2 separate regions of the Homo sapiens genome follow, and region 2 is linked to region 1. The links are chromatin loops, found by intact Hi-C in ENCODE. Cell type or tissue: PC-9. All regions are shown on one strand. Each heading gives the region's core, and the rest is flanking DNA. Links, peaks and the distances in the headings are about the cores only.

Region 1 (5,370 bases), core at 197-5,196:
AGAAACAGCTTGACTTCAGAGGAATGGCTTGATGGTGGGACTTAGGAGAAGTGTACAGCAGGGGACTGCTGGACTCCATGGGAAGATCACCTTCCCACTCCATCCCCCTTCCAGCTCCCCATCCTGCTGGGAGCCACTTTCATCAGTAATAAAATTCTCCGCATTCATCACCCTTCAATTTTTTCATGCAACCTTGGTTGCAAGGACTCAGGTATGGGTGCAAAAGGTTGTCACACTGACCCTCCACTGAGCTGTTAACACTTAAGCCATTCATGGACAGAAAAGCTAAAAGAGCACACTGTAACACATGCCCTCTGGGTCTTCAGAGGTTGCGGGTACCCCCACAGATGCTGCTGCAGGGCTGCACAGTTTTGCTCCTGCCAGCACCCAAAAGCAGTCACTCTGGCTCCTGCACCTGCTCACTTGTGTGCTCCCCCTCCTGTGAGGGATTGAGAGCTGGGGGCTAAGTAACTGAGGCACCCCTGTTGCAAGGTCCATGAAGGGGTCAAGGAAAATTTCCTGTTTCAGTACGATGACTAATACCAAGACCAGAATGTTCTATAGAGAAGTGTTGGGGGAAAGGGAGAGCAGGGTCCCATTCCTGGACATTCTGATTTAATTGGCTTGGGGTAGGAGCCAAGCATTGGTATTTAAAATTTTAATTTTATTTTACAGGTGGAGAGACGAAGGATCAAGCAATGTGACTGGTAGAAACTGTGTTATACAAGGTAAACCAAGAGAGAATTGTGCAAAAATGTCTTCAGGGTCACTTCTTTCCCTAACTTGGTCCCTCAGAGTTCTTTCCACTAGATATCCAGTGTGTTCAACCTAACTCCTATCTGCAGTGGGCCTCCAAATATTGCACCCCTATGGGCAGGGCTGTGTGTCATTTCCCTGGCCCCTATCTGGGTCAAAACTGTCATTCCTCCAGGGACCTGCTGGGCAACTAGCAAACTAATCTTCAATGTATTTTACCCAAGGTGTTAATGACAGATAATGGCTTAATGCATTACCCCTCCCAGCTAACATTTCCATTTTAATAGAGCCTTTAAATGCTTTAACCTGAAGGAAACAGCATGAAAAATGCAGGGATAGCAAATATCTGGCACCTTTGCTCCTTCCCTGTTCCTGGAAGACATCTTCAAATGGTCACTGAGGCTTTTCCTGCTATGCCTGGACATACCCTGAGAAGCCCATAGGGCCCTGGGCAGCCCCTACCAGCCTATGATGGGAGTTACCATGCAAGATGAAATCTATTTGCCAACCTTATCGTGAAACAAATATTTGTCCAGGAGTAAAAAGACCTGAATTCTACTTTGGGGCTTTGACATTACCTGGACATAGGGCCTAAACAAATTTATTAGACATTTCCAAGTCTCAGTTTCCTTACCCATAAAATGAGAGGACTGGCATTAGAGTCAAGCATTTCCAAAGCATAGTTCTCAATCTGCCAGGGACTCTCAAAATCTGACCTCACAGCTCTCCAAGCTGGTTGCTGCTACCACGTACCTCTTCCCATTTTTGCCTTGCTTCCCACAAGGGAAGGAAATTCACTCCCAACTGGGCACCACCTTTCTATCTCTATTTGGGGACCTTCCTGTCCCTGAAAGGCCCTGGGAACATAATGTAAAGCAACTATGGGGGCAGCTGCTAAGAAGCCAGATCTTGTGACACTAAGAGTCCAGTCACGTGGTTCAGAGTCCACAGCAACCTGTGGCGACTATGCAGTCATCAGCCAGAGAGGCAGAGCCTCTGTCTGGAGATGTGTCAGAAATGGGTGTGACTAGTCCCAGACACATCAAGTGAGGAAAAATCAGGTGTGCAGATTACGTTGTGTAAATGCCTTTCTAATTCTCAATGCTCCAGGAAGGAATCTCAGAGATTAAATTAAGCTGTTAACCCTCTAGGCGCTCCTGTCGTTTATTGTTAAGGAATTAATAGGAATGCGGGAATGCAGATGGCCTGGCTGTCAGCTCGGAGAGGCGATTTTTCTGATCTCCAAGGAGGTTTCCAGCATCTTTCATTAAGCACTCGTGTACCAACTTGTCATTTTAACCGAGCAGCAAAGAAACTCCCACTCAACTGCCTACCTCAGGTGCTGGGAGTGCAATCCTCGGAGGAGTCTTTCTGGGTTGCAGGTGCAGGGGAGGCGCCCAGGTGATGGGGGTGGGGTGCAGCGAGAAATGGATTTAAAGCCACTCCAGGAAGGAAATCGGATCCCAAAACCTGGTTGTCCTGGGCACAGGCTTCAGGTGACTGCAGAAGATTCCTCTCTAGCAATCCTGAACTGAGCAGAGATGTGAAAACTTACTTCTTTCCGCTTTCTCGAAGCGCTCCAGGACGCAGGTGGCACGCTCAACGCGGGGAGGCGCCACCTACAGGACAGAGGAAGACCTGCAGCTTGGGCTTGAGATTTCAACAGTCTGTGGCGGGGGCTGATGAGGGCGGCCCCTCCTCCTCCTGGAGTAATAATAGTCCCTGACATTTATCGAATGCTCTTCTCGTGCCAGACACTGTCCTGAGCACTTGACATGTATTAATGATTTTAAACCTCACAACAACCCTATTAGGTAGGTGTTATTTTCATCTTCATTTTATGGAATAGAAAACCACAGTTCCAGGAGAGAGAGTAATTTGCCCCAAGTCACCCAGTTAGGAAGTGGGAAGTGGAGACCCCGACCCTGAGTAGGCACTAAGGCGGGTGTGGTGGGATGGTTAGAGTCGGGCGCAACTCTACTCATGGTTCACAGCATTCAACTCTATGGGCCCTCAATTCTGCAGCTTTGGTTTACCATTTTTTGAGACTCGCTTACTCGTCTGGAAAGGAAATCTTTGCTAAGGTAATCATAACCTTGTATAATTTTTAAAGAGATGGAAAATGACAAACATCGCATATTCTCACTTATTTGTGGGATCTAAGAAAACAATTGAACTCCTGGAGATAGTGGAAGGATGGTTACCAGAGGCTGGGTAGTGGGGGGCCTGAGGGGGAGGTAGGGTGGTTAATGGGCACAAAAAAAAAAAAAATAGAAAAAACGAATAGGACCTAATATTTGATAGTACAACAGGGGGACTATGGTCAATAATACTTTAATTGTACATTTTGAAACAACTAAGAGTATAATTGTATTGTTTGTAACACAAAGGATAAATGCTTGAGGGGATGGATACCCATTTTCCATGATATAATTCTTACACATTGCATGCCTGTACCAAAATATCTCATGTGCCTCATAAGTGTATACACCTACTATTTACCCACAAACATTTTTGAAAAACCAAGGCGAAAAAGTGGGCACAGTGGGGCAGGGATGCTGGAGATTGTGTATCTCTCATCAGTTCATTTTTTCAGTTATATAGATGAGTATGAGAGAGGTAAGGGACCCAACCACGTGCACAATCTCAGTGACAGCGCAAGAACTGGAACCCAGATTTCCTCACTCCCAGCCCAGTGCTTTCCCCCCGTGCTACATTCATTCTTTAATCATCCATTGACAGGATGGATTCTGTATGTGGGATGGAAGGTAATCACACACAGTGTGGCTTCAGAGGCTCCAGGCCCACCCTCTGACCAAAATATACATTTCCTTTTTTTTTTTTTTTTTTTTTGAGACAGGGTTTTGCTCTGTTGCCCAGGCTGGAGTACAGTGACGCAATCTCGGCTCACTGCAACCTCCACCTCTGGCTTCAAGCAATTCTTCTGCCTCAGCCTCCTGAGTAGCAGGGATTACAGGCACACTCTACCACACCCAGTTAATTTTTGTATTTTTAGTAGAGATGGGGTTTCGCCATGTTGGCCAGGCTGGTCTCAAACTCCTGGCCTTTAGTGATCCGCCTGCCTCGACCTCCCAAAGTTCTGGGATTACAGGTGTGAACCACCATGCCCGGCTCAAAACATACTTTAAAAAAAACCTGGTGGCTGTTGCGTAAAATTCCACCATTAGTGGCTCATTTTATTCACTAAGACTTTGATCCTATCCACTTAGGACCAGTAAGGCTTTTAACTGTTGGCCATCATTTCATGTGTATGTAATTGAGTTCTAAAGCAGCGCTACTCAAAGTGTGGTCCACAGACAGCAGCATCAGTATCATCTGCAAGCTTGTTAGAAACGCAGGTCATGGCTTTCACCCAGACCTACTGAGTCAGAATTGCCCTAGTTCTCAAACTTCTGTGTATGTGCTTAACTTCTCATCTGAAGAGCTTATGAAAACACAATTTCCTGAGACAACTGTTCCCCACCTCAAACCCAGAGATTCTGATTCAGCAAGTCTGGGGAATGCACCCCAAAATTTGCATTTCTAACAGGCTCTCAGGTGATGCACCTGAGACCAGCTACTGCTGGTCTGGGGACTATACTTTCAGTAGGACCTAAGGAGTTCCTGATAACAGATATTGGGGAGGGAGAAGAGGGAGAATGAGCACACTGAGGTAGAAGAAGGAAAGGTTATCACCAAGGGTGCAAAGGGTACAGAATATGAAGCCTTGGAGTCAAAAACTGCTGAGGGTGTGAGTGCACAATCACGTCTTTCCATTTGAATACATTCAAATATTTAGATCCTTAAGTGATTCAATACAATGCATGCATGTTTGTTAGCTGGATTTACTGAGCCTATGGTAAAATCTGCTCTTGCATCACCTTTTGCTGAGCCCTGCCTGTCTCAGTTACAAATGAAAATCTTTCCAGTCCTCTCTGACCATCAGTTAGTTTTCCAATTTCATTCCAGAGTTAACTGCACTGTAGCAGCAGACAAAACTGGCCCGATGGCAGGAATACTGTTCCCCGATGGTATCAGAGCCATCTGTATTTATGTTTGCTGTGTGACTGTCACTTGTATACAATCATGCAGAGACTCTGATATTAAGACTTGGCCTGGAAATCACCCCCATGGCACAGCTCTGGTGGAAAAGGAAAAGGGGATTCAGTGGCAACCAGATATCAAACACAAATTACATTGCCCTTGTACCAAAACAGGCATCTTTAAGAAATCATGTCTTCTGGTCTTCCTTTGCTATACTTCAGGTAATATGGTACCCAGAGGAACCCAGAGAGATAACAACCTCTTCTATTTGTAAAGACCACTTGTGAAGGAAACTCCATAACCTCCCTGTGGTGGAGTGTATTATTGCTCAGCAAACATTCATTCTTCTCTATTTCCCTCCGTTGGGGGAGCAAACTTCCCCACTCCATTGATGATGGGTCTAGCCATGTGACTTGTTTTAGCCAATGGAATGTAAACAGAGGCTTTAACTCTACTTGCTTGGTTAAGCTTGGTCTCTTGCACCTCTACCCTTTGCCACGAGAAGAGCATGCCCTTGTCACTTCGGCCTGAGTCCCAGAATGAGAAGTTACATGGAGCAGACCTGAACAA
Region 2 (5,370 bases), core at 153-5,152, 69 kb after region 1:
GGCAACTTGCCCAAGGCCACAGGGCTAGTGAGAGGCAGGGCTTGGATTTGAACCCAGATATCCTAGACATGTCCCCCAACTCCTTGGTGCTGCTCTCTGGCTCATTTTGATCTCCCTTGTCTGTCATCTGGAGAGATTCCTCCAAGCCTGCCATCCACACTCTCTTCTAAACATCATCCCACCAACTCCTTCCCAGGAGCCCGGTGCTATCTGCACAAGGAATGCTCACAACAAAGAAACCTGCATTGGCCGGGCAGGCGTGTTGGCTCACGCCTGTAATCCCAGCACTTTGGGAGGCTGAGGCCGGCAGATCACCTGAGGTCAGGAGTTCGAGACCAGCCTGACCAACATGGAGAAACCCCATCTCTACTAAAAATACAAAATTAGCCGGGCGGGATGGCCCATGCCTGTAATCCCAGCTACTCCTACTTGGGAGGCTGAGGCAGGAGAATCACTTGAACCTGGGAGGTGGAGGTTGCAGTGAGCCGAGATCACATAGCCTGGGCCATAAGAGGCAAACTCCATCTCAAAAAAAAAGAAAAAGGAAAAGAAAAAAAAGAAACTTGCATTAACAGTTAGAAGAGCTTCAGGGCTGGCCAGGCATGGTGGCTCACGCCTGTAATCCCAGCACTTTGGGAGGCTGAGGCGGGTGGATCACCTGAGGTCGGGAGTTCAAGACCAGCCTGACCAACATGGAGAAACCCCGTCTCTACTAAAAATACAAAAATTAGCCGGGCATGATGGCGCATTCCTGTAATCCCAGCTACTCAGGAAGGCTGAGGCAGGAGAATTGCTTGAACCTGGGAGGCAGAGGTTGCGGTGAGCCGAGATCGCACCATTGTACACTAGCCTGGGCAACAAGAGCGAAACTCCGTAAAAAAAAAAGAAGAAGAAGAGCTTCAGGGTCTTCAAAATCTTTTTCTTTCTCTCTTGTTCAGGAGATCAAAGGGCCTCACAATGGGAGAACAAACGCTGAGGGAAAAGGCAAAGGAAAGAGGAAAAGTTCACACTCTGGCTGAGAAACAGATGGTGCAGAGGATTGGGTGGAGTGAAGACTTGACTGGCTCCCTACCTGATGCCCGGGTTTGTGGGGAGTGGGGGGCTCCTCAGAAATCTTGACAAACTTTCAACCAGCCTAGAGAATTCTCCCTCCTGTGAAGAATGAAGACTAGGCAGGCATGGTGGCTCATGTCTGTAATTCCAGTATTAATACTTTGGAAGGCCAAGGTGGGAAGATCCCTTAAACCCAGGAGTTCAAGAGCAGCCTGAACAACACAGCGAGACCCCATCTCTTAAATTAAATTTTTAAAAAAGACAGTCAAGACTCAAAAAACTCAAGCTTTTTGTTTTCAAACTGGAGATATTTTTTGACATTTGGGAAATGGAGGTGTGGGTGGACAGCTTTCAAATTTTGCAAAAAAAAAAAAAAAAAAATTACTTTCAGACCTCCTAGTAAATATAATACCCTCCTTCCCAGAGCTATGAAAAAAACAGCAATCTGAAAGACATGAAGAAGTCTATGAGTGAAGCAATTTGGCATCTATTCTGGAAAGTTTAACAATGAAGGGCTGGGCACGGAGGCTCCCAGCACTTTAGGAGGCCAAGGCGGGCAGATTGCTTGAGCTCAGGAGTTCAAGACCAGCCTAGGCAACATGGTGAAACCCCATCTCTACAACAAAAAGATACAAAAATTAGCCAGGCATGGTGGCATGCGCCTGTAGTCCCAGCTACTTGGGAGGCTGAGGTGGGAGGATCACTTGAGCCCAAGAGGTCGAAGCTGCAGCAAGCTGAGATCAGGCCACTGCACTCCAGCCTGGGCGACAGAGGGATACCCTGTCTCAAAAAAACAAAACAAAACAAAACAAAAAACAATGAAGACTATCAATTTATCTCAATGGGGGCAAAATGTTTTTGTTAGTTTACCATTCTCTCCTTTGTCCTAATGTCTCCCATGTAGGCCTGTCTAGGGCCTCAGATTGGAAGTGGAATTCAAGTAGGAGAGTGCAAGTAGGAGAGAGGAAGGGGTCAGGATCTCTGCATCTAAGGAGATGGAAGGCTTACATTCACTGGATATTATTTTGAGCCTGCCCCTGTGTGAACAGAGAATTGATTTGTCCCTCACCCTTCCCTGGGGGAATCTGGTGGCTCCCTCTGCTATGATCAAAAATCAAATGGGCCAGCAGCCTTCTTCTTTCCTCCTGGCCCTTTCATCAATCCTCCCCAAGGACTTGTCGGCCCCTCTGAGGCCCTGCTCCACCATACTCATGGTTCTGCTTTGCTCTCACCACCGCACCTTCCTCCTCCTCCCTGCTTTCTTGCCCACTTGTCCAAAATTTGGAGGATCCACAAATACCCCAACCCAGAAGGCTCCACTGGCTCACACTGAATGTCTCCAAGGAAGGGGAGTTTTGTTTCCACCGACACTCACTCTCTCCCTTCTGTCAAGGTGACCTCTTTGGGGAATCAAGCTTGGTGGCAATTTCAATTAAATGCAGAAAAGCAGTTAATAGAATTTTTTCTTTTTCTTTCTTTCCTTTTTTTTTTGTTTTGACAAAGGGCAAGACATCAGCCTCTGAGAAAGCTAGGCTGCTTATTGCAACAGACTTCTCTTCCTCTCCAGCTGGGCTATACAATTATTGATAACGTTGCCTCTCATATAATGGCACCAATTTCATTAGGAATCAAATGCTCAGCGTTTCTCACGTACGCTTCTAGTCCTTTTGGCTGCCTCCCTCGAAAGACCAAGAATTAAATAGATCAGAGGGTGTGGAGAAGACACCCCGCCTTGGTCTGGCCCGCCTCCATCCTGGCCCCTGGGCATCTGGGCTCCCGGGGTAACCGGAATCAATAAACCAGGGCCCGATCCCCGAGGCCCGCGGCATCTCGACGGCTCGGCGGGGCCAGAGAGCGATCGAGGTTTGTTGCCCGCCGCGGAGCTTCCTGAGCCCCGGCCCCCCGCCTCCGCCGACCAAAGGTTTGCCAGTGGGACCGGCCCGGAGACAATAGCTGCCCCCGCGGGCGCGCTGTCGGCTTGTTTGGAAAGCCCAGAGGCGCTTCGAGGTAAAAAGGTCAGCCCGGGATCCCAGGTTACCTCGGCCTCCTCCGCCCGCCGTCAGGCCCCCGACCATCCTCGGACTCCCCCCGCCCCTGACGTCTTCCTCCCTCTCCAGACCTCGGTCTCCCCTCCCCCGCCCGGCACACTGCCCCCCACTAGGCCCCTTCGCGGCCACCTCCTTCCTGCCGTCCAGTGCCCGGAGACCCAGGGCTTTCACCTTGAGCCCAGGCGGAAAGGCCTTGCGGAGGCTGGCCGGCTGCGGCCGGACTCAGGCAGCCACTCCTGACGTCCCCGAGGAGTGGCTGGGTGGAAGGGCGCTGGGCTGGGGTGGGAGTGGGGGTGTTAAGCTGTGTGCCAATTTGGAGTTTGTCAGCGACCCCTCTGGAGTCTAAGCCAGGCCTGGCTCTGGGCGGGAGGGAGGCAGGTGAGGGGGAAGGGAAGGGGTAGAGTTCACGTCGCCTTCCCCCACACTTCCTCCTCTTTTTAACACCCTCTTTTTGTCCTCTCCAAACAGATGTTTCTCTTCTTTCCCGTCTTCCTCTCAAGACCCTCTGGGCTGACCCGGCGCGGGGGCTCACGCCTGTAATCCCAGCACTTTGGAAAGCGGAGGCGGGCAGATCACTTGAGCCCGGGAGTTGGAGACCATCCTGGGCGAAATGGCAAAACCCTGTCTCTACAAAAATACAAAAATCAGCCGGGAGTGGTGGTGTGCGCCTGTGGTCCCAGCTACTCTGGAGACTGAGGTGGAGAATCGCTTGAACCTGAGAGGCAGAGGTTGCAGTGAACGGAGATTATGCCACTGTACTCCAGCCTGAGCAACAGAGCGAGACCCTGTCTCAAACAAACAAACAAACAAAAACCAAAACACAAAACCAAAAAACAAAACACAAACCAAAAAACTGCACTCCAGCCTGAGCGACAGAGCCAGACCCTGTCTCAAAAAAAAAAAAAAAAAAAAAAAAAGAAAAAGAAAAAGAAAGAAAGAAAGCAAGAAAGAAAGAAAAAAAGAAAAGAAAAAGAAAAATCTCTGGGAATTGCATTCATTCCACAGACTTCTTCCATGCTTTTCTGGATTCTCCCAATAACCAAGGGACTGACAACTGTCAAGCCTGAATGCCTGGGACCCAATCCTGCTTAGGCCACACCCAGTAAGTCCTTCTCTTTATCCAGCTGAGATCTTAAAGCTCAGTTCATTCCAGCCCAACCAGCCAATGGCCACTCTTTCTTCACCTCTTCTCCACGGTGCACGGAGTATGAGGCCTCTTCTACCCCTGAATGGAGAAACAGAAGCAGGCAGGAAGAAGGGAAAACACAGACTTTATTGAAATGAGGTAGTTGCAGGTACAGAGAGAACCCGGGCTCACTTGGGGCTCAGGTTTCCAGAAACTTAGATGGCTCCTCCTCTTTCTCAAAGGTTCAGATAAATCCTTGCAGCTGTTGGGAGCCCTCATTGTGCCTGGCTCTCCCTGGGCTGCCCCCAGGGGTAGGGGTGGAGATGGGGAAGAGGGTCCTGGGTTTTCCAGGAGGCAATAAATAGGGGAGGAGCTAGTGGGGGCGTGCCTGCACCTTCCTGGTTGTGGCTTGCTGGGGGCAGGCCTTGCACGGCGTTCCAGAAGTCTCTGGAATACCAAGTTCCAAAACACTTTGGTGACATAGTGATGAGGTCGCTGGTGTGAGGAGGCAGGTCTCAGAAAACAACCTCTGAAGGCTGCATTAGTGCAATATAAATATGCCAGGAGAGGGCTAATGGGGTTAGATGGGGGCGGGGGGCTTTTTGGTCTGTCACAAGGCAGCTGGTGCTATTGTAAGGTCTGTGGTGACTGGATTAAGCATTGATAATAATATGGCTGCACCCAAACACCTCCCACACAAGAAAATTTAAGGTTCTGTGTCAGGCCTAGAAGGGGGAGTTAGGATAAGAGTGCGTGAGGAGACTCCTCAAAGCTCGAAGGCACTGAACCGAATAAACCCAAGTTGGAAGGGAAAGGAGGATGAATCCAGGAGGATGAGGCTGGCCCCCACCCCCACCACATGTTGACACTGAGCTGATCCCCAGATCAAAGGCAGAAGCCCTTCCCTCTACATTTGACAGGTTCCATGCCTCCCAGGCCTCTGGTCCTGTAGGGCCCCCAGCCACCCAGGTCTGAGAAAAATGTTTCCCCATCCCCCCTCCCACCCCCAGGCAGCTCTAAACTGGCATTTCAGCCCTAGAGAGGATCCCCAGGCCAGTGAAGCCCAGGCCTGGGGTTGGGGAGAGCCTGGGATAGGGCTGGACTGGGGCGCTCCAGTGCCTGGAAGCCCCATTGGTGGCTAGG

The links. Hi-C counts contacts between places; a loop is a spot of excess contacts. Peaks named below come from ENCODE experiments on the same cell type or tissue, not always from the same donor. Only the 100,000 strongest peaks of a DNase experiment are listed, where the experiment ranks them.
Region 2: it touches region 1 in a loop (10-fold over the local background); 4 of 110 quality-filtered maps call a loop at or near these places.

What each region holds. Positions count from the first base shown.
Region 1 is chr17:48,455,063-48,460,432 of GRCh38, forward strand. It overlaps LOC101927166 (a long non-coding RNA gene), which reads left to right. Exons shown (of 6, transcript NR_110804.1): 4 at 1-211; 5 at 676-728. Among named protein-coding and RNA genes, the nearest start is that of SKAP1, 28 kb to the left of the region's middle. In PC-9, for the core only: CTCF peaks have their summits at 2,359 (motif pointing left) and 2,560; DNase peaks (open chromatin) are centred at 1,759 and 2,349; H3K4me3 peaks cover 393 bases.
Region 2 is chr17:48,524,171-48,529,540 of GRCh38, forward strand. HOXB1 (homeobox B1) reads right to left here. Exons shown (of 2, transcript NM_002144.4): 2 at 4,356-5,370. LOC105371808 (a long non-coding RNA gene) reads right to left here and starts at 3,337. Exons shown (of 4, transcript XR_934811.2): 1 at 3,273-3,337. In PC-9, for the core only: no CTCF peak of the experiment used is centred there; no DNase peak of the experiment used is centred there.